Linked DNA regions of Mus musculus: region 1 is linked to region 2. A link is a loop called in an ENCODE intact Hi-C map of the cell type or tissue named here. Cell type or tissue: gastrocnemius. All regions are shown on one strand. Links, peaks and the distances in the headings refer to the core of each region. The heading gives the core; the rest is flanking DNA. Region 1 overlaps Wtap (Wilms tumour 1-associating protein). Region 2 holds the start of Mrpl18 (mitochondrial ribosomal protein L18).

Region 1 (11,632 bases), core at 1,091-9,090, 62 kb before region 2:
GATGGGGTTTCTATATGTAGTCCTGGCTGTCCTAGAACTCTATAAATCAACCAGGTGGGCCTCTGCCTCCCAATGCTGAGATTAACATTACCACTACCTGGGTCTTTTTGTTTTAGTCTTGCTAAGGTGCCAAGCTGGCCTTGAGCCTTTGTAGGTAACCTATGCCCAACCTATGTGTATGTTCTTTTGCCTTACCTGTCTTCTGTAAATTGTGAAGAAGCAGTAAAGCTAATGAATGCATTTGCTCATTAAACTATGTTTGTAATTATGTCAAAGTTAAGTATAATCCAGCACAGTTTTTACTCTATGATAATGGGTGTGCTTTCCTAGTGTATTTAATATAAAGGTAATTTCAATGTAACCACTAATATGAATTTCCTTTTTACTTAGATGGAAACAATATGAAGCATATGTTCAAGCTTTGGAGGGAAAGTACACAGATCTTAATTGTAAGTTTGATCCTTCCTAGATAGAGATAGTATAGTTGTCTTTTTTTTTTTTTTTTTTTTTTGTGGTTTTTTGAGACAGGGTTTCTCAGTGTAGCCTTGGCTGTCCTGGAACTCACTCTGTAGACCAGGCTGGCCTTGAACTCAGAAATCCGCCTGCCTCTGCCTCCCGAGTGCTGGCTTCTATTTATTTATTTATTTATTTTTCCTTTGTCGATTTCCGAGACAGGGTTGTTGCAGGAGTATTCTTGGTTTTGTTTGGGTTTTTTGGTTTTTTGAGACAGGTTTTCTCTATGTAGCCTTAGCTGGCCTGTTACTCTGTAGACCAGGCTAGTCTTGAACTGATCTACCTGCCTCTACCTCCAGAGAGCTAGGATTAAAGGTGTGTTCCACCATAACCCTGCTTGAGACAGGGTCTCATACTATGTAGCAGAAGCTATCCTGGAATTATGATCTCCTGCCACAGGCTCCTGAGTGCTGTGATATAGCCAGGTTTCTGCTCTGCCAGGCCAGTTAATGTCATTGTTCTATTGAGTGGGTTAGAATGTATTATTGTGAGTTTTATATATTAAATATACTATAAATGAGTGTAGGCGTGTGGTCTCCTGTGTTCAGGTGTGACTGGTGGAGTACAGAAGCAGCTCAGTGTGACTCCCTGGGGAGCTCTTCCGAGCAGGAACAAATAACTTGTGTCCAAAACTGAAAACTTAAAGGCGTTAAAGGCGGTGAATTTTTTGATTAATCTTGACAAGAGAATTTTCTTTTGGTTAGTGAAATTTGTAATTTTGATTTCTTTTACTCAGCAAACGATGTGACTGGTTTAAGGGAATCTGAAGAAAAACTAAAGCAGCAACAGCAGGAGTCTGCACGCAGGGAGAACATTCTTGTCATGCGGCTAGCAACCAAAGAGCAGGAGATGCAAGAGTGCACCGTGAGTGTCTTTAAATAGTGATAATAGCAAATATAAGTGTACTGTTTTTAAAGGGTACAATGGAGAGTGGTTGGGAATGGAGGTTCTTTTTGGTGTGTTTGTTTGTTTTTGTGGGTTTTTTTGTTTTTTTTTTTTTTTGTTTTTTGTTTTTTGTTTTGTTTTTTTTTTTTGTTTTGTTTTTTTTTTTTTTGAGACAGGGTTTCTCTGTGTAGCCCTGGCTGTCCTGGAACTCACTCTGTAGCCCAGGCTGGCCTCGAACTCAGAAATCCGCCTGCCTCTGCCTCCCGAGTGCTGGGATTAAAGGCGTGCGCCACCACGCCCGGCTGGGAATGGAGGTTCTTATGTTTGCTTCCATCTCAATTCCTAATTTCTATGGAGTCTGTGTACCTTTTGCTATCATTAGGCAATTTGTGCTGCTTGCAATTGAATATGCAACTGTTGTGCATACAGTGGCACTTTGAGTCACCAGGGCTTTGAGGACGATGGTGCTCCCATCACCTTTTGAGATGGGTTTTAGGTTTTTGTTTTGTTTTGTGTTGCGTTGGGATTTTTTATCTATCTATCTATCTATCTATTTTGCCTTAAGCTTTTCTTGTCGTATTTTTAATATTTATTTCATGTTTATGAGCATTTGGCCTGCATTTATGACTCCGCACTACATGTTTGCCTGGTGCCTGTGGATGCCAGAAGTAGGCATTGAATCCTCTGTAAAAGGAGTTACTGATGGTTATAAGCCACTATGTAAGTGCCCGAGCAAGAGCAGCCAGTGCTGTAAGCACTCAACACATTGTTTATGCCCTTCCCTATGTAATACAGCCATTATTCTTCTATCTACAATTCAAAGGTGAGGCTTTGCAGGCAGCACTGGGGACAAAATAGGGAAAGGATACATAAAGTTGGAGTTACGGGTATGGCTGAAACTTGGTTAAGGGTTTAGGGACTTGTTTTACCCTAGGTATAAGTAATAGCTGGAGTTTTTTGGTTGGTTGGTTGGTTTTGTTTTTTTAAAGTTTTGTTTTGTGTGACAATATGTCACTACATAGCTCTGGCTAGCCTGAAGGACTCCTTATGTAGACCAGACGGGGCTTGAATTTACAGAGATGGACCTGCCTCTGCCTTCCTGGTGCTGTATTAAAGGTGTGCACCACTCTGTACAGCTACTGGTGGAAAATTTTTCAGCAAAAGACTCATGAGGTTGGTTAAGTCACTGGTACCTGGGAAGGGTGTCTTAAATAGTCTTCTAGGCACAGTCAGTAGGACCTGATCAATTAGATCTTGTGGGGCAAGCTATTTAATAAGTCATAGGTAGGTCTCATGTTTATACTGTGTGACTGTGAAAGAGATGGAATTTAGAAAGAGAAGAGCATAATGCTAGGGAAACAGGAACTGCAAATCACCTCTTCTGTCCACCCACCACCAGCTCACCAGTTAAGAACCACTGATAGTTAGATGTAGGCTAGAGAGTTGGTTCAGCTGTTAAGAGTACTTGTTCTTGAAGAGGACCCAGGTTCAATTGCCAGCAACCAAATGGTGGCTTACAGACTAACTCTAGTCCCAAGGGACCCAAACCCTTTTTCTGACTTCTCCTGGCACCAGGAATACAAATGATGCATGTACACATGTGTAGGCAAAACACAACATGTAAGAAAATGTAAATCTTTTTTGTTTTGCTTTGTTTTTTGAGATAGGTTCTCTATATGTAGTCCTGGCAGTTCTGAAACTTACTGTGACACACTGGTTTCAGACTCAGATCTGCCTCTGCCACTTGAGTGCCAGGATTAAAGATGTGCACACCACACCTAAAAAAGAAGTGTCGAGGCAAAAGTTAGTTTTAGTAAAAATAGGAATTGAAAACTTTTATGTTTAGCAGTCAGAAAGATAGTAGGCTACTTTTTAGTAGGACCTATTGCTTTGGGGGCTAAGGATAAAAGTAAGAATGGAGTAATTAAAGCAGGTGATAATTTCAGATAGTTAAACAGAACTAAGAGAATGTCTGTAGGGTTCAGAGCCTGAGTTCAGAACTGCAGTACCAGGTAAAGAGCTGCACATGGAGAGCCCTGAGGAGCCAGTGGAGCGAGGCAGACCTCTGGGGCTTCCTGGCTGCAGTCAACAAGCAACAGGCCAGTGAGATACTTTGTCTCCAAAAACAAAGTGGATGTTGTCTAGGGAGGGAAAATACTAGAGGTGTATAGCCAGGCTAACACTCAAGATGGTTCTCTGGCCTATACAGAAACACAGGTTTACATCTTTAGTAAAATTGTATTTAATGTGAAAGTCAGAGGACAGCTTGCAGCAATTCATTCTCACCCTACAGATCTTGGGGATTGAACTCAGGCCAACAGACTTAGCAACAAGTGCTTTCCCCCATTAGAAATCTTGCTAGCCCTTAAGATTTTTTTATTACTATATTTCATTTATTTATTTATGGATATTTTATGACCTGCGTATTTAAGTTAGAGGACAACTTGTGGGAGTTGGTTCTCTTTCCATCATGTGGATCCTGGGAATTAAATTCATATTATCAGGACTGACAGCAGGCACCTTTAGCTGCTTAGTCATCTTGCCAGCCCTAAAACTTTCCTCCTGTTTTCTTCCCTGGCAAAGGGGAGTTTGTTCTGGTTACATTCGTCTCCTTTTCTATTCGCCTCCTTTTCATGACCAAAAGTGCTAACTGTTGGGATTTAGTTTGAGTCAGTGTTGTGAGATTGTTGTAACCAATGAGGAGAGCACATGAGACACACTGACGTGATGTTATTTAACTCTCCTCTTAAAATACTTTAGTAGCGCTGGGCAGTGGTGGCACACGCCTTTAAACCCAGCACTCAGGAGGCAGAGGCAGGCGGATTTCTGAGTTTGAGGCCAGTCTGGTCTACAGAGTTCCAGGACAGCCAGGGCTACACACAGAAACCCTGTCTTGAAAAACTAAAAAAAAGGGGGAGGGAAAGGAAGAAAAAAACAAAACAAAAAAAAAACCTTTAGTAGCTAGCAGTACTTTGAATTAATGGGTAAACTTTCTGTTTAAAATTAATTTCTTTTACATTTTTCCAAAGGAGCTGGGCAAGATGATCTAATGGTTAAAGTGCTTGCTTACTGCTTGTGCAGAGGACTGGAGTTCCCTTTCCAGTACACTCAGTTCCCTATATAAATGCAGCCCCAGGGATCTGATGGTCTCTGGGGGTACCCTCAGGCACATGCTCATACTGACATACAGATACAAAAATTAAGTAAATACTGTTAGAGCAAGCTTGGGCTCATGGTGCTATCCTGCTGTGTACAGTATGGATCTCTGAATTCCAGGCTGGCCAGGTCTACATAATTAGACTTTGTCTCAAAAGAAAAACATAGTATCTCCATAAATATTCTTTTCTATTTGTGTACAGTGAACTCATAAATAAATGTAGTCTCAAGTCAGTCAGTATACTTGTGTCTTCTACTAAATTTATGGTAAGGAATTTAAACTTCATTTTATTAAAACATAGGGTAGGGTAGAATTGACTATATGACTCAGTAGTCAAAGATGCTTGCTACTGTGCTATATAGCCTGAGTTCAACCCCCATGACCCACATGGTTAGAGGAAGAGGACTGCACTTACCCCATAAGCACAAAATAATAAATGTCCCAGCACTTGGGAGGCAGAGGCAGGCGGATTTCTGAGTTCAAGGCCAGCCTGGTCTACAGAGTAAGTTCCGGGACAGCCAGGGCTACAATGAGAAACCCTGTCTGGAAAACAAAACAAAACAAAACAAAAAAAAGATGCTACAAAATTTCACTAATATAAAGATATAATGTCACTACTGTTTTAAATTTAGAAGTGGAAATTGTGTGAAATTTAACCTTTCTGTGGGAGTTTTATGTAGTTTAAGCAAAAAGTAAGCAATGAGAAACCCTGTCTGGAAAACAAAACAAAACAAAACAAAAAAAAGATGCTACAAAATTTCACTAATATAAAGATATAATGTCACTACTGTTTTAAATTTAGAAGTGGAAATTGTGTGAAATTTAACCTTTCTGTGGGAGTTTTATGTAGTTTAAGCAAAAAGTAAGCTAAGACCTTACCAGTTCTTCTATAATAAAATTTTAAACTTTGCTTCTTTCTAGCAATTGTCAGTCCTTAAAATAAAAACATGTTGCTTGTTTTTTGGTTTTGTTTTGAAACTAGATCTCACTGTATAACCCTGGCTGCCTTAGAACTCACTGCATAGATCAGACTGCCTCCCATGTTCCACCATGGTCAAGTTTGGTTTGGGTTTTGGTTTAAGTTCTTTTTACTAATGTTTGTGTCTGTGGGTTTCTGCTGAAGGATGCCACAGGTGTTGGATCCACCCACCCACAGCCCCACCCCCAACCCTGGTGGAGTCCTAAGCAGTTTTGGGCTGTCCATTGTGGGTGCTGAGAGCTAGAATTCTTCATCCTCTGCCTCTGTAAGAGCAATTCATGCTCTTATTTATGTATTTATTTATTTACTTATTTCCATTTTATGTGCATTGGTATTTTCCCTCATGCATACTTGTGTATGTGTGATGGTGTCAGATCTTGGAGTTATGGACAGTTGTGAGCTGGGATTTGAATCCCAGTCCTCTGAAAGAAAAGTCAGTGCCCTCATCCACTGAGCTATCTCTCCAGACCCCAGTTCATCCTTCTAACTGCTGAGTGTGATGGCAACCCTGATTTGGCTTGGTTTGGTTTGGTTTGGTAGAGTTTGGTTTTCAGACAGGGTTTCTCTGTAGTCCTGGCTAGCCTTGAACTCAGAGGCTTGCCTCTGCCTCCTAAGTATTGGAACTAAAGGCATGTGCCACCATTCCCCAGCTTATGATATGGCCTCTGTTTTGTTTTGTTTTAATGCTGTTTTGGTTGTACAGTGAAAGTAACCTCATGAATTGCCTTAAACAAAGACGTGTGTTTTCTTTTGTCCCCGTTTTTCCTTTGTGGTTGTAGAGACTAAAACGTAGGGCCTTTTTCATATAATGCCAGTGATCTGCTACTAGGCTACATCCCCAGCCTTTGGTAGCCTTCTTTAATTAAGACACAGTCTTTTTTTTTAACTCTTAGGAAGCTTAAAATCCTCCCTCTACTTCCTAAGGGCTGGAATTATAGGCATATGCCATTGTTCTCAGTTTTGGTACTTTTTCTAGGGTTTGTGTTGTTGTTTGAAATTGTGTGAGATTTGACTCAAGGGTCTTGTTCTGTGTGTATGCTCTCTGTTAAAGAGCTACACCCTTAACTTTAGGGAGACTTAATATCAAAGGGGTACAGACCTAACATAGGCTGACTGAGTGTTTAATAAGAGTGTTTCTCCTCTTAGGGGTTCTTTGGTTTGGTAGTAATTGTACCCTTTGCTTTGCACAGACTCAAATCCAGTACCTCAAGCAAGTTCAGCAGCCGAGTGTGGCCCAACTGAGATCAACAATGGTAGACCCAGCAATCAACTTGTTTTTCCTAAAAATGAAAGGTGAACTGGAACAGACTAAAGACAAACTGGAACAAGCCCAAAATGAACTGAGTGCCTGGAAGTTTACGCCTGATAGGTAAACAAATCATACTCCCCAGTCAAGACTTCCCTGACAGTCCCACCTCGAGAAAGCTGTGGTGGGACAGCCAAGTACTCGTTTCCACACCAAGACTCAGACTTTTTGAGCCAAAAAAGCCACATTCTTATACTGTCCAGCTTGTAATGGTTAATGTAAAACTTAGCAGATGAACCTTGTGTTTCAGCTTTTCTCTTCCCCTCCCCCTTGCTTCAGAGGCCTGATGCCGTCGGACTATTCCGAAGAAGAGGCCAACTCCGAAAAATTCCCCTTCTAGGACATGTAGACACTTTGAAAAGTGTTTCTGTTTGAAGAAAATAGAGGGAAAAACAGAAGTCTTAAGTCTGTGGCACACTGTGTCTTCAGACAGTTTCGAGGATTGAAATCCTAGAGGTTTTAAATCATGAATTGAACATGTAAAATTCCAGTAAAATGTAAAAATGGAATATGCATCGCTCTTAGCCATGAGCATAGTGACTTAGAGACACTGTACATCAGTTATGCCAATAAGACTGTGGACTTCATGATTGTTGAACTACTGGGTCAAAACTCAAATGAGGTGAATTTGCCTTTAAAGGACTTACTTATGCTAAGAACCAACTAATAGCCGTGAGACAATCACGTCATAGCTACCAGTACAAGTAGAGCAAATATTTATCCATTTAGCTCTGAGCTCTATATTATATAATGGAGCCTTAAATCTATGTGGTTTTTATCAATGGTTTGTCTTTTGAATGGTTGTGGAAACTGTAGATAACCTTAACCAAGGACTGTACAAACGTGAAGGTGTGGTCTCACACTTCAGGTTTAAAGTGTTTGAAGCATTATAAGCATTCATTTCACAACTAGATTGTATATGGTATTTGGCTGTGATGAGACTCCCATTATTCAGTAAACCCTCATCTCATTCAGCAGGCACATGTTAAACAGCATTGTCGTTGGTGTGAAATGGGGGAATGTGTTCCTTCATTGTATTGGGCCTTTTGTATCTATCGAATTCCTGATATTAAATTAAATGTGCCTTGAAATAGTTGGGTTTTTTTTAATTCAAGGAATACTCTGATAATTTTGTTGTATTCAATATTTTACTTTGGGGGGCTATGGAGAGCAGATCAACACTTTGGAAAATTTATTCTGTGCTCTTCAAAGTGAAGGGAAAGGCTGTCTCGCTTAAAAGACTATTCCAGATGGTATAAAAGACAAGGAGACTTGGCATTTGGCCCCAGGATATTACAGTAGAACATATTGTGGGACAGTCTCACAAGGTGCCTGCCAGAAGATTGGGGAAATAATGTGTTGGATCTCTGGGCTGGCCCAAGTGAGATGGTTTGTGAATTGAAAAAGGTATAGTGATCATTTCTAGCAAACTCATTTGCTCATTTAGATAAATGAGGCATTATATTCTTCATGCTTCCATCCAATCCTGGAGGTGAATTTTTTTCGTCTATAAGTCACCAGTTTGAATTTTCCCTTGGTGATAATGGAGTCTGAGATGAGTAGAAGATAAATGTTCCAGCATGCCCCAACGTTTAAGTGCAGTTTTAACAAGGGTGACTTAAGTTCTCTCTTAATCGTTCCAATCAATTGTAAGTATGCTTATGTTTGTGCTTTAGTGGACTGACTGTGGGCAGGGTGGGCTGGAGGAATGATGTGTATAATTTTTCAGGAACAAGTCTGCTTCTAAAATTGTCACTGGGGGTTTGGAGGGTAAGTAAACCAGTCTGTTTAAAAGTAGTTTATTGTGACAAAATTGGATCTTTTGTATTTATTTCATGCATTTTCAGGTTCATGGTTGAAATGATTCTGAATATAGTTTTAGTGGGTTGAATAGTAATTGGTAAAATGTATTGCTAGTATGTACTCAGATTTAGCCAGTCTTTCTCTGCTGCTTGAATACAGTGACTTTGAGGCCTGTGGGCCTGCTTTCTTGTTATTGTTAATCTTCTCTCTTAATAAGACAATACATGTTCATGTATACAAATGAAATACTAGAGAAAGATGGGAGATGGAAAGTGTCACTCATGGACCTGATGTCAAACTACCCCATTCTGCTCTACAGGACCAGTACCACTGTTAAATATCTTGGGTGTCATCGAGATAATTTGTGGATACACAATGATTTCATGTATATTGGTTTTAAAGAAATGTAATCATATGGTACATACACATGCTTCAAAGCTTTATTATTTCCCTTCATTTTTATCTTCTAGGTATTTTTTTAGCATATCTAGATTACTACCTTTTTAATGGTCTCTTAGTATTTTTTAATCTTATTTTAACAACCCATCAATGAGGTTTCATTATATAAAACTAAACCATGTGATATAATGAATCAAGTACTAAAACTACATTATTAATTTGAAAATAAGTAGTACTTAATTAGTAATGTGGAATGATTCCAATGATTGGGTTGTAAGGTTTCCTATATGTATATGGTATTCCTGCCCTTTGCTGCAGGTCTAATTTTGAGGGATAAAGATCTTTTTAGCTGGATGTGGTGGCTTATGCCTTTAATCCCAGCAGTGATGAGGCTGATACAGAAGGAGAGGGGACTTAGGAGTACGTTCATAGATTTGTATCTCAAAGAATAAACAAAAGAACTACTAAGAAATGGATTGTGATTCCTTCCATAATATTGTCAGCTCTACACTTTCATTTGACAACACAATCATTGTAAGAGTGTTTAGGAATATACTGGTCATTTTCAACTTAGTCATTTAGGCAGTTGTATGTACAACTCTACAAAGTAACCTGGCTTCCTTCCCTTGATTATTAAGGTAATATACTGATGCCCCTTGTGTTTTAAGTATTTCCTGTTACTGGGATTATTTGGTTTTAGGAGTCACCTCAGCACTTAGGAGGCAGAGGCAGGCAGATCAGGAAGTTGAGTGTAGCCAGGACATCACATTGAGAAACAAAAGGAACTAGAGGGTTTGGCCCAGTGGTTAACAACTGGCTGCTCTTCCAGAGGACCCAGATTCAATTTCCAGCACCTACATGGCAACTTACAGCTTTCTAAAACTCCAGTCCAGGAGAACTAATATGCTTCCCTCTAGCACCCGGCGTGCATGTGTTGCATAGACTTACATGCAAACAAAATACCCACACTCATGAAAAGAGAACAGAAATATTTTTAAAATACAAAGGCATTTTATTTTTTAAAGACTTATTTGTATGTATATGTGAGTGATTTGTCTACATGTCTTTCTCTCCACCATGTGCATATGGAGGCCAGAAGAGGATGTCAGGTCCTTTAGAATTGGAGTTATAGAAGGTTGGGAGCCAGCATGTGTGTGATGGGGATCAAACCTGGGTCCTGTAAAGTAGCCAGTGTTCTTAACTATTGACCTCACTTTCCAGCACCAATTTTTAAATTTTTTTTTTAATGAAAGCAATAACCTCTACTATCCATTTTAAAATAGTTGTAGTTAAGTTCTCTCTCTTTCTACTTATTTTGTGTTGCTGAGGATTGGATCTAGGGCTTTGACATGGCTAGATGAGCACTTTACAATAGAGCTATATCCTTAGCCTTTTCTTTGGTGAAGAGTACTAAGGATTGAACCCATGACCTCACTTGCTAAATAAACTCAGAGTACACTCCCAGGTCCCTCACTGTTTTATGTGTGGAGTGTGTTTATGTGTGCTGTTATAACCACAAGTACAGATTTTATACAACATAGTTGCTAACATAAAAATTAAAGCAGTTTTGAGGTATTTTAGAGGTACTCCTTGAGACAGGGTCTCTCTGTGTGTCTAGTGCTGGCCTATAAAACTAACTTCAGTTTATGCTAGGACAATATCAGCCTGCTAAGCATTAAGCTATGTTACACATTTTTAAATAAAATACTTTAACATTTTTGATATTTTTGTATGGGGCTAAGGCAAGTGACCAATTAATGTATTTTATACTTTTTTTTAAAGTCTTTATTTTCTGGCTAGAAAATCTGTTGTATATGATTCCAAGAAACAGGTAGCCATAACTTTAATCCAATACTTACAAAGTAATACAAACTGTAAGAACAGTCAGTTCCAGGGCAGCCAGGGGTAGTAAGAATCTTTCTCTCCCCTCACCCCCTTTTTTGTTTTGTTTCATTTTGTTTTTTTTTTTTGAGACAGGATTTCTTTGTGTAGTCCTGGCTGTCCTAGAACTCGCTCTGTATATCAGGTTGGCCTCAAACTCAGAAATCTTGCCTGCTGGGATTAAAGGCAAACACGTGTTGGGCCAGACCCTGTCTCAAAAGAAAAAAAGAAACGAAGTTATTGGAATATGGGTAGCCAACTAGAAGGAAGAAGGAGCTCTGGTGTCTTTGGCAGTGGTGTCCACATCTTGTTTCCTTGTTAGATTCTCCGTGCTTGTTTAGTGGAGGCTGAACTCTGAGGAGGTCGATAGGAAATGTGGGTAGGGATGTAGAGCTACAATAACTGAAGGCAATGGTTAAACAAAGAAAACTTAATACATGCACTCAGGGCTTCTACTGTGACTCCTTTGAACATTAGTAACCTGGGTTTTATTGTTCCAAAAACATCTGTAAGGAAATTTTAATTGCACTTTATTGTTGTTATTGAACTGTATTATATAACATGAGCTGTAAGTTAAGGAACCCTACAACATTACCTGTAAAAGAGTTGTCTACAAAGTACTACTATTTTTAGGTGTTCCTAGGATCAGATGAAAATCTGTGTATCTGGAAAGTGCAAGTCCCGCTATATATGGGAAAAAAAACACTCT
Region 2 (11,632 bases), core at 2,091-10,090:
ATATGAGACAGTAAATGCCTATTTAAGCTATGTTACATGTATATAACAGACATATTATAATCACACAACAGCAGTCCCCTGAAAGTAAGAGGAAGTGAAAGCTGTCTGCTGGGGTGATGTCACTGCAGCTACAGTCAGCACTGTGTACTAATGTGCTACAGAGGCAGTCTTAAGTGGACGCTGTCATACACAGTATCTAACACTTGATAGTTTGTACTTATTTGATATCAGTTTTGTTTGTGACAAGAGGCTATACCATGATGCCCATAATCCTTGATTTTACTTTATTATTTATCTTTTTATTTATGAGTACACTGCAGCTGTCTTCAGACACACACTAGAAGAGTGCATTGGATTCTATTACAAATGGTTGTAAGCTACTATGTGGTTGCTAGGAATTAAACTCAGGACCTCTGGAAGAGCAGCCAGTGCTCTTAACTGCTGAGCCATCTCTCCAGCCCTTATTTTATTTTACTTTAAAAAAAAAACAAAAAACAAAAAAAGAACATGCCTCTTCACTTACCTCTGTCTAATTTGGTCCAATTTCTCAGGGTCTGTAATAACCACCTGTACACCAAGCTTCATTTTTGTTTTCTGCAGGCTGAAGTCAAGACAAGCAATTTTTGCATTAACTATTCTCTTGGGCATGCCTATAAATAAATAAAAAGGTTAGTTAATTACACTAAACCTTAAAGTTTTGGTCCCAAATGCACATAATTCCTTTTTTCCTTTTCTTTTTAAATGCAAGGTTTCACTAGGTAGACAAGAATGGCCTGAAAATTCAGAGACCTGCCTGCCTCTCATAACTTAATGATAGAATCAAATGTCTGAGCCTCTAGCCCAGCACCTATCACAACATTTAGAACTCATTAAGAGTATAGTATATAAACCAGAGAGTGACTCTGATTTGTAAATAACAGAACCCCACTTACCCTGAGATCCAACCACACAATTGAGCGCATAGCCATTGATCAGCATGCTTTCTATCTGACTTCTCCCATGGGCTTTCAGAATATTAACAGAATTGACTGGATAGCGAGGCTGGCCTCTGGCATCTGTGTATTTAACAGCAAGCACAGCATCTACTACCATATTAGCAAAGTAATCACCATTTCTGAGACAACAGTTAAGGATAGCTGAAACAACAAAACAAAAGGCCCAGGGACCAAAAAGCTACTCAACTAGACTTACTTTTAGCAAAATAATTCACCAGTGAGGAAAAGTATTGTAACTACAATCAAAGTGACTTGTGCATATATACCACCACCATCTGTACTTCAAATGCAGTTTTCACCATAGAAATGTTGGAAAGGTGGTAGCAGGATCAGTTGTTTCTCTCTAATAAGATCAATTTGCAATAAATGGCACTTTAAATTTTACTGCAGAAAACTAATATTCCAAAAAGTCATTTTTTTTAGAGCAAAAGGAGTTAGGGCCAAACTGCACAGGAACATTCAAGGATACATTCCAATAATTTTGGATGACATGGATGTCTTAGCAGCATTGATCAGACAGTCTCTTCCAAGTTCGTCTGTGTTAATAATCAGGTTCTCATTGATATAACGCACCGCTTCCCTGTTAAGAATGTGGAAAAGAAAAATAGAAACACACCACTCCAAAGTTTTGCATCTCACCACATTTAACACATTGTCAAATATCACAGGGAATGGTTTCTGTTCAGCCATTTCATATAGAGGAAAGACACAGGACAGCTCCCCCTCTTCAGATCATGGCACCTTTCATCTATCCCATAAGCATAGCCACTAAACTCTATTAGGAGAAAAATGTGGTAGTCAAATGGGAAAAGTACACGGAGCTTAGTACTCCAGGTGAGCACTTGAATGCTAAGATGCAACAGTTCCAACTTAACGCTTAGCTACAACATTAAGATACAATTTACTACTATTCCACAAAATAACATGTTTTTGAAAGCAATCTTACTTGCAGGCAAGACGATAGCCACTAATAACTGATGTTGGATGAATTTTCTGTTTGACTAGCTCATCTGCATTTTTCAGAAGCTCCGCTGCAATGATTACCTGTTGATCAAGCATTGCTTTAAATATGCATGGCACTCAATATGCACAACAGGAAAACATGATTATTAAGCAGGTATTATTAATACCACAGTAGACAAGTGAGTAGCAACTCGTTGAAAACACAACATAGAGACCACTAGGAAGTATTCTGTGCCAGGCGTGGTGGCGCATGCCTTTAATCCTAGCACTTGGGAGGTAGAGGCAGGCGGATTTCTGAGTTCGAGGCCAGCCTGGTCTACAAAGTGAGCTCCAGGACAGTCAGGGCTACACAGAGAAATCCTGCCTCAAAAAACCTAAAAGTATTCTATGGAAATGGTCCAAGCTGGAAAAGCCAGAAAATGCTAAAAATCTAATACAGCAGAATTTATATCCATTACATTTACAGACTTACTGCAACAAGAGCTAGATAGCAATCAATGGAAATGACTGGTATCATTCCAGTAATTTCAATAAAATCTTAAGATCATTTAAAATAGAGAACACTGTGAAAAACCAGTTTTCTTAATAATAAAACAAAACAAAATCTCCAAAAAACTTTTCTTCTTTCGAGTGGAATTAAGGTTATTTTTAAGTTACATTGTCTATGAACAAATTAGATAAAGTCCATTTTCACTATTTAAAAACAGATTCAATTCTTTCCTAGTAAAGGGTAAGTCTATAAATACTTTTCCCTCACCATTTATTTTGCCAGGTCTAAAATCTGCCTCACCAAACAGTATTTTACTACTTAAGCAGGCTAACTCACAAAATGTTACACTATTCGCCATGTTTGCTGACTAGCCATTAGCACTATATGGTAGCAAATTAACTTCTGCAAATTTCTATTTTGAATTCCAAAGATTTCTTGTTCACATTTAAAATACAAAAGTATCTATTAAACAACAAAGAAAAAAGTCCAAACCTGGTAACATTTTCTACATGAACATCATCATGGTTAAGTAGGTTTAAATAAGGCTCCAAATTCACGAGACTCCAGTATTTAAAACAAGCTTGTATTTATTTAATCACCTTAAGTTCTTCCCTTACTTAAATTACACAAACTAGTTACAATGGTTAGTTTTCAAAAGTTTGTGAGACTGCCTTAAAAGGTGACTTATTTCTGACCTAGAGTATGACTCTCTCATGGATTCAACTCTAATAAATTGACTATTCTCTAGCCATTTCCTGGTAGCGTCTCACCACTGAGGTAGTTCCATCTCCAACTTCTTTGTCTTGCAGGTCAGCCAGCTCACACAGAACTTTGGCTGCGGGATGTTCTACCTCCAGTAACTTCAGGATGGTGGCACCATCGTTAGTAATGGTTACATCCTAAGAAATATGAAGGAATAAGTGGTCAACACAGAAACCAAGCTCTAGGATGCCATCCATACTCAGGTAAAAACAAAGACTTTACCAAAGATTTTTTTTTGAAATTTAAAACAATGTACTTTTATCAAGGCAAGCAAGAGCAATTAGATATATACTTACACCAATATCATCCACCAACATTTTATCCAAGCCAACTGGCCCAAAAGAACTTTTAACAATGTTGGCAATAGAAGCTGCAGCCATAACTGTAGATGAACAGTGAAAACTAATTAGAACAACACATAAACTATGACACTCAACTACCTATGATTTGCTAAAATCTAAAGTCTGTAATTACTATTTAAAAAAAAAAAAATCAAGCCGGGTGTGGCGGCGCACGCCTTTAATCCCAGCACTCGGGAGGCAGAGGCAGGCAGATTTCTGAGTTCGAGGCCAGCCTGGTCTACAAAGTTGCTTCCAGGACAGCCACAGCTATACAGTGAAACCCTGTGTGTGTGTGTGTGTGTGTGTGTGGGGGGGGGGGGGAATCACTTACTTAAGGACCAGTGAAGGTTAACTATTCTTTTTTCTATTTAGTATTGGTATATCACCGATTGCAAAGATTTTAATGCCTCAAATTATAAGCAATCTTAAGTTCATTCCTTACTACTACACTAGGGGGGAAAAAACCCTTTAAGTTCAGCCTTTCTCTTCAGACTCTGGCAAGTTTAGTAAGAATATTAGATAGTTCACCAGGATAAAGTAGTAGTAATTTCTAAGAGAGTTGTTTAAAAAAAAAAAAAAAGCACAACACAGAACACGGTTCCTGCAAGGGAATGCTTTCAAGAACAAATTCAACCACAGCAAACCACGTGCTTACTCGTATTAAAGTTAACCACGATAAAGGCAGCTAAAAGTATCGCTTAATAACGTTCAGTTTGCATTCCGTTACGTTTTACTGGGGGAGCAGCTGTCACCTGCAGATTCTGGGCATCCAAGAACCAGACCAGGGAAGGGAAGCAACGCAAAAGCCACCTAGATTCTATGAGCATCTTCTCAAGGGCCAATGGAACCGGTGAAAGCTACTCTTTTCTGGCTATGTCAGAGGTGCTCCAACCGGCTTGGAACCCAACAAAGGAGCAGAGGGGAGTGGCGGAGAAGTCTATCTGGAGCTCCTCTACTAGGTATTGGGGCACGGACGCCCACACCCATCTTGAACGCCTCCCCCAACCGTGTGCATTCTCGAACATTCTTCCCTTACACGGTAGGGCGCAATGGCGCCGAGCCGGCCGCTAGTGAGGGCGGATCCGGGATGGCTGGGCTTCTCCTGAAGGAACTTCACTGGGCCCGGCGGACAGCCCCGGCCTACGGACTGCGGCTGGGCTTCGGCCTGCGCCGCCGCGAGCTGGACCCTTACCATTCTCTCGCCCTTACCATTCTGGGAGCGGACCGCCTCCCCAGTGCTGCGGTCCCCGAACACGGACAAAGGACCCTCCATCTTCAGGAAACGAAGCAAAGCTCACTACGGCCGCAGACAACCGATAGCTCCGCTCTGAGACCGTTTAACGGCCACCACGGCGGGGACCACGGCGTGGAAAGGCCCGAGCGATGCCGCGGGGCCTGCTGGGTAACACGCCCTGCGCGCTCTCCACGCTCCACCAACCGCAAGGTCTGCCGGGAAAGCGGTAGGGATTGACAGACGAGGGCTGGGCGGGGCGAAAAACTGAAAACGCCGGAAGTAGGGGGCTGCGGGACGCTGGGTCAACTAGAGACAGTAGAAGAAAGGCGCGAAAGTGGAAAACGGAAGTCAGGCTCTTGGCCACGGCTAGCGTGTCCCGCCCTCCGCCTCAACGTCTGCGGTGATTGGTGAGCCAGGGATACCGATCGCTCACTCGGCCACTCAGCACCAGGGAGCTTGTTAGTTCCGGGTCCTTGAGACACCGAGGTACTGCCGGCCCTTGTAGCTTTACCCACAGTTAACATGGCTGCGACTAGTTGTTCCCCGAGACGACCCTGAGCAAAGGAAGATAGGGCACTGTGTGACTTTGCCCAGGTCCCGTCAGCCATGGCGCTTCGGCCGCGGTTCTGGAAATGTCTGTCAGTTTGCAGGAAACTGGGTAACTAATCTCGCCCCACCTCCTTGCCTGCGCTCTGTGCACAGTACGTGTGCATTTGCAAATGCGATTTTGTACCTGATGTGGGAAAGTGAAAGATGCATGTGATCTTTTTCATTTTCTAGAGTGTGGGTTCGCAGCCCTCTCAACCAGTTCCGTGCCGGCCGTGCAGCCCGACGTGGAGAGTAAGGAAAACGAAGCGGTGGCCCCGGAGTTCACCAACCGGAACCCTCGGAATCTGGAGCTCTTAGGGGTAGCTCGGAAAGAACGGGGCTGGGCTACCGTGTGGCCTAACCGTGAGTTCTGGCACAGGTAATTAAAGTCGGCTTGTGACTGACTAAGCTGTGCTTAGCACCTTACCAATTTCACCAATCCCCTGACTGATCCTGCCAGGTAAGCCTCGGGATGTGTCAGGAAGATGACATGTGGGTAGAAAGCGACCTTGGAGCAAGCAACTAGTTAGTTGCCTTGAAGAAAACTTAAACGGTAATTTGAGAATAAGCGGCTATGTCCTGAGGCCTCTCTGAAGGTGACATGTCAAAAAGCTGAGATCTAAAGGACAGGAAGCCGCGAAATCATTTGCCATGAAGGCTATTCTAGCAAAGGAGGCTAGGAGGCTGGGATTGAGTGTCTGGAACTGACAGGCCTGTGTACCTACCTGTTCAGTAAGTAAAGGTGTGTGTGTGTAAGCTGTTACAGAATAGAGTGCTAAGTAGAATTAGTTATTAGCGTGCACATTAGGGTAAAGTTTGAGCCTTAATGATTTTTTAATGGGGGGAATAAAGGTTAAAAGTTCATTAATAGAAACATTTTATGAAATACATTTTAAAATTTGTATTCATTTAAAGCACTTACTGAGTTCACTGAGGACCCAGGCAGCTTACAATGGTCTGTAATTCCAGTTCCCAGGGATCTGACACCCTCTTCTGACCTTGGCACACAGCGATACATTCCCAAAAATAATCATACACATGGAAATAAATGTTAAATTTTATTTTGGGAGAACTACGCAGTTTAGATGAGTACCTTCATCACACAAAGCAAGTGCTTTACCTCTGAACTGCACTCCCCAGCCCCAAGATGGCTACTAACTGAAAGCATTGGATTTACAAGCAGTTATGCTAGATGCTTTAAATGTATGTCTTTTTTTTTTTTTTTTTTTTTTGGCTGGCCTCAAACTCAGAAATCCACCTGCCTCTGCCTCCCGAGTGCTGGGATTAAAGTCATGCGCCACCACGCCCGGCTGTATGTCTTTTTTTTTTTTTTTTTTTTAATTTAACTTTTTTTTTTTTTAAGACTTATTTATTTTGTGTATGGGTATACACTGTCTCTGTTTTCAGACATACCAGAAGAGGGCATCGGATCCCATTACAGATGGTTGTGAGCCACCATGTGGTTGCTGGGAATTGAACTCAGGACCTCTAGAAGAGCAGTCAGTGCTCTTAACCGCCGAGCCATCTCTCCAGCTCTTAATTCAACTATTTAAACTACATTATTATCATTGTAGGGGTTATCTTTTTACGGTGGTTATTATTTTTGTTACAGTGGGATTTTTCTGGTTTTTGTTTATTTGGTTGGTTTTTTTGTAATTACACATTTTTATTGTTGTAAGTACACTGTCGCTGTCTTCAGACACAGCAGAAGAGGGCATCAACAAATCCCATTCCAGTTTGTTTTTATTGTTTTTTTTTTTTTTTTTTCAGTTGATTGGTATGTGCATATAGTCACAGGTTCATGCATATACCGCATATACTTAGATCATGGTCCACCTTGTGAGCCCTGGGGGTTGAATGCAGGTTGTTGGCCTTGGTAGGAAGCATCTTTACCCATTGAACTGTCTTAACAGTGGGCTCACCAAATTCTTGAAGAACACGTAGGCGTTTATTCACCTTAAGTGGCCCAACTTTTTGTTAATAGATTGTTTTATAACTCTTTTCTCCCCGTTTAGGTTGCGAGTTGTAAAGACTCAGCATCACGTAGAAGCATTTGTTGAGCATCTTAACGGCCAGGTTGTTGTTTCAGCATCCACTCGAGAATGGGCTATTAAAAAACACCTTTATAGTACCAGAAACGTGGTGGCTTGTGAGAGCATTGGGCGAGTGCTGGCACAGCGGTGCTTAGAAGCAGGAATCAACTTCATGGTCTACCAGCCCACCCCGTGGGAGGCGTCCTCAGACTCGGTACTTGTATTTCTATGTATTTACTTAAAAGGTAAACATTCGGCTAGGAATGGTGGTGCATGCCTTTAATCCCAGCACTCGGGAGGTCTCAGAGGCAAGAGATCTCCATGGTCAAGGGCAGCTTGGTCTACAGTGTGAGTTCCAGGAATGTCAGGGGTACACAGAGAAACCCTGTCTCAAGAAACAAAAAAAGAAAGCAGAAAAGAAACAAAAATTTGGTGTGGTATGGTAGAAGCAGATCTCTTGAGTTTAGGACCAATCTGGTCTACCAAGGAAGTTCCATCTAGTTGGGGATATATAGTGAGATCCTGTTTAAAAATAGAGGGGGTGGGGGAACAAGATCAGTTGTTTTTGGTGACAAGGGTCAATAATTCCTGCTGTCAAGAGGTTGACTTGGAAGAATCTCAAATTCTAGGCTTGCCTGAATAACTTAGTAAGACTTTGTCTCAGAATTTTAAGTGGGAAGGCCAGGAACTGCAAGTTATTCATTGGTAATGCATGCTGGAGGCTGTTTCATCCATGATACACAGAAGGTCCAGAGCTGGGGGCACAGCTCTGAGAGCGCCGCTACCTTGCGTGTGTAATCTCTAGCAACACGCAGAGACGCCAGAGAGTTTTGGTTAGTTCTTGGTGTTAGGTGTGCTTACATTATTTTCTTGAGGGTATTCTACATGGTGGGCCTTGGCTGGATCCTGTGACATTTGGTTTTTGCAGTAGTCCATAGGAGTTTGTGTTCCCATTCTCTGTACAAACTGAGGTCAGTCGGTATTGCAAGTTGGTATTGCTGGGTGACTGAGACCCGTTAGTCCAGGATGTTAGCACTGCACTTCCTGTTGTTATACTGGCATCTTTTTTTTTTTTTTAAGATTTATTTTATTTTTTTATTTATATGAGTACACTGCAGCAGTCTTCAGACACACACCAGAAGAGGGCATCAGATCCCATTACAGATGGTTGTGGGCTACCACATGGCTGCTGGGAATTGAATTCAGGACCTCTGGTCGAGCAGTCAGTGCTTTTAACCATTGAGCCATCTCTCCAGCCCATATACTGGCATCTTGTTGAATATGCTGATCCCTGATATCTTTCCATTTCCTTTTTCATATGTGTTTTATTAATTTTTATATCATATATTACATCTTGATGGCAGTTTCCCCTCCCTCCTCTTCCCAGCCCAACATCCTCCACCCCTTCCTTTTCCATTTCTCTTCAGAAGAAGGCAGGCCTCCTAGGGATGTCAACCAAACATGGTATATCAAGTTGCAGTAAGACTAAGCACCTCCCCTCATACTAAGGCTGGACAAGGCAGCCCAGTAGGAGGAGGAAAGGGTACCAAAACTAGGCAGAAGAGAGACAGCCCCCTTCCCACTGTTAGGAGTCCCATACGAAGACCAAGCTATACAAGCAGAACATAAAGAAGGGGGCCTAGATCAGTTCCACGCAGGCTCCCTGATGGTTCGGTCTCTGTGAGTCCCTGTGGGCCCTGTTGATTCTATGGGTTTGCTTGGTTCCTTTATTTCTCTGGTCCCTACAATCCTCCCTCCCACCCCTTCTTCTTCAGGATTCTCCACAATCTGCCTAATGTTTGGCTGTGGGTCTCTGCATCTGCTTCCATCAGTTGTTGGATGAAGCCTCTGATGACAACTATGCTAGGCTCTTGTCTGCATACAATAGAATATTATTAGGAATCATTTCATTGACTTTTTTTTTCTTTGGTCAGACATGGTTGGTTCCATCCTAGGTCTTGGTCCAGCCTCTGGTTTCTGGCCCTCCAGGCAGTGTCAGGGGTAGGCTTCCTCTCATGGCAGGGGTCTCCTGCTGGACCAGCCATTAGTTGGCTACTTCCCCAGTTTCTGCACCTTTACCCCAGCATCTATGTTCTTAAGATCAGTCAGAGAAACACATATGTACCCTGGGAGGTCAGTGGTTTCTTTGTCTCTTGGAAAACAAACCGATTTTCAGGTTTTTTTGGAGGCTGACAGTGTTTCCTTTTTTTTTCTCTTCTCGATCTCCAAACTAGATAAAACGTTTACAAAATGCCATGACAGAAAGTGGCGTGATGCTTCGGGAGCCTCGAAGAATCTATGAATGAAATAGAAGTGTTAACTGTTGTTGGCAGTGTAATATAAAACTACCATCTACAGCCACCAAAGGAAAGCATCTGCATTAAAAGGAAGAAAGGAAGGAAGGAAGAAAAGAAGGAAGGAAGAAGCATTTGGAAGGAGAACCAGACTGAAAGCTTCAGAGCAATAATGTGACTGAAAACTTATTTAAAGTTAGCTTCTTTCCACTTCTGTGTGTGCTTGTGTGATTTCATTGTTTTAATCAAGGGCTTAAGGTGTCCTCATTCTTGGACATGAGATGTATTTAAGGAAAGTAGTCACTATTCAAAGAACAAATTAAAGTGTTTATAACAAACTGTGAACCCTTACTGTGTTGTGCTCTGTAAACACCCGGTGGCTACAGGGCACGAGTGGAGTTCTGTGAAGCACTGGCCGGCAGGGACGGTTCCTGGCTAGTCATGGGGAAGGAGGATTGTTTGCTGCCCGGGATGTGGGCTGGGCTTGTTTGTTTTGTTTTTAATGTCAGTGCAATTGTAAACTCAGAAATAATATGTGGAGATAATATCACACGTGCCTTCTAGTCACCACCCCCCCTCCCGGACTCACCCCCTAGTGATTTCAGGCATATCTTAGAGAGGAAATGAGTGTGAGGAGCAGCCAATGGGAGGTGGGAATGATGGGTTACTTTGCCTTTAAGTGGGAATTCAAATGTGACTGTAGAAAATGCTTTAGAAATAATCACACAAGTGGCTGGAGCGATGGCTTGATGTGATTAGGAGCACTCACTGCTCTTGGAGAGGATTTGCATTTGGTACCCATGACCCAGAGAACAGCTCACAGCCAGCACTACAGTTCTAGGAATCCCAACACCCATTTCTGGCCTCGGCAGGTACTGTGAACACGTAGTGCACACATGTAGTGCCGGCAAAATATACATAAAATGTATTGAAAATTGTCATGCTAGATAGCTTAGGTTGGAGCTTGGGGAGATCACAACCCCTCTCCGAAAGTTGCTAAAATGTGAAAAAGACATGTAAACAAAGCGGCTTCATATTAGTCACGTATTCATTATTTTAGACAAGTGACAAGCATGGCTCAGTTTTTTTTTTTTTTTTTTTTTTTTAAAGCGTTGATGCCGAGGCATTCAGCATTCAATAGCATGAGTCAGTCTGATCAATATATACCAAACTGGAGACAGGAATATACACGTATATTTTTTTCTTCCCTCATGTTAAATACGGATTGAAGCATCTCACTTAGAAGCCCAGGTTCTCTAGGGGACTAAGTCCAGAACTGAGAGGGTGTATCAGACCATGAACAATGAGCATGGAGGCTGGGCATTGGTATCGCTGGCAGGCGTTTCTATAGGCTAAAGGCCATACTAGCTGATCGCCGGTACCAATGATCTTTCAGCACAGCTGGCAGTTTTTTTGTTTTTGTTTTTGTTTTTTGTTTTTTGTTTTTTCAAGTCAGGGTTTCTCTGTATAGCCCTGGCTGTCCTGGAACTCACTTTGTAGACCAGGCTGTCCTCCAACTCAGAAATCCGCCTGCCTCTGCCCTCCCAAGTGCTGGGATTAAAGGCGTGCGCCACCACGCCCGGCAAGCTGGCAGTTCTTGATGGCAACAGTCTCCACTTTTCCCAGCATGAGAAGATCAAGGCTGTGAGCTCCACACTGAAACTCCCACCAGCCGGCTCTGGCCTTGGTGTGACACGTGCACGAGCTTTAAGGCCCTGCGCAGCGGAAACGCGTGGGCAGCACGTGGCCGCATCCGGCGCGCCCTGGGACTAGCGGCTATGGACGTGGGCGCGGACGAATTTGAGCAGAGCCTTCCACTCCTGCAGGAGCTTGTCGCGGGTGCGGACTTCGTGGGTAAGGTGCCTGGGGTTGCAGGGCCTGTCAGGGACAGCCTGGGAACTGGTGTTTGGTGTTTGTGTACGGTATGGCTTT

Evidence for each region. A loop is a pair of places that touch in the nucleus more often than their neighbours do. Peaks named below come from ENCODE experiments on the same cell type or tissue, not always from the same donor. Only the 100,000 strongest peaks of a DNase experiment are listed, where the experiment ranks them.
Region 1: it touches region 2 in a loop (2.2-fold over the local background); 22 of 42 quality-filtered maps call a loop at or near these places.

The regions. Positions count from the first base shown.
Region 1 is chr17:12,970,567-12,982,198 of GRCm38, reverse strand. Wtap (Wilms tumour 1-associating protein) reads left to right here. Exons shown (of 8, transcript NM_001113533.1): 4 at 391-449; 5 at 1,250-1,377; 6 at 6,725-6,903. Among named protein-coding and RNA genes, the nearest start is that of Acat2, 16 kb to the right of the region's middle. In gastrocnemius, for the core only: no CTCF peak of the experiment used is centred there; no DNase peak of the experiment used is centred there.
Region 2 is chr17:12,909,758-12,921,389 of GRCm38, reverse strand. It overlaps Mrpl18 (mitochondrial ribosomal protein L18), which reads left to right and starts at 5,299. Exons shown (of 4, transcript NM_026310.3): 1 at 5,299-5,443; 2 at 5,566-5,752; 3 at 7,389-7,620; 4 at 9,641-10,035. The coding sequence starts at 5,392. The coding sequence ends at 9,712. Tcp1 (t-complex protein 1) reads right to left here and starts at 5,061. Exons shown (of 12, transcript NM_013686.4): 1 at 4,761-5,061; 2 at 3,507-3,592; 3 at 3,219-3,347; 4 at 1,942-2,039; 5 at 1,465-1,575; 6 at 933-1,114; 7 at 524-650. The coding sequence starts at 4,824. Pnldc1 (poly(A)-specific ribonuclease (PARN)-like domain containing 1) reads left to right here and starts at 11,390. Exons shown (of 19, transcript NM_001034866.1): 1 at 11,390-11,554. The coding sequence starts at 11,479. LOC115488839 (a small nucleolar RNA gene) reads right to left here and starts at 1,805; the gene lies at 1,668-1,805. In gastrocnemius, for the core only: no CTCF peak of the experiment used is centred there; DNase peaks (open chromatin) are centred at 5,098 and 5,637; H3K4me3 peaks cover 3,072 bases; H3K27ac peaks cover 2,220 bases.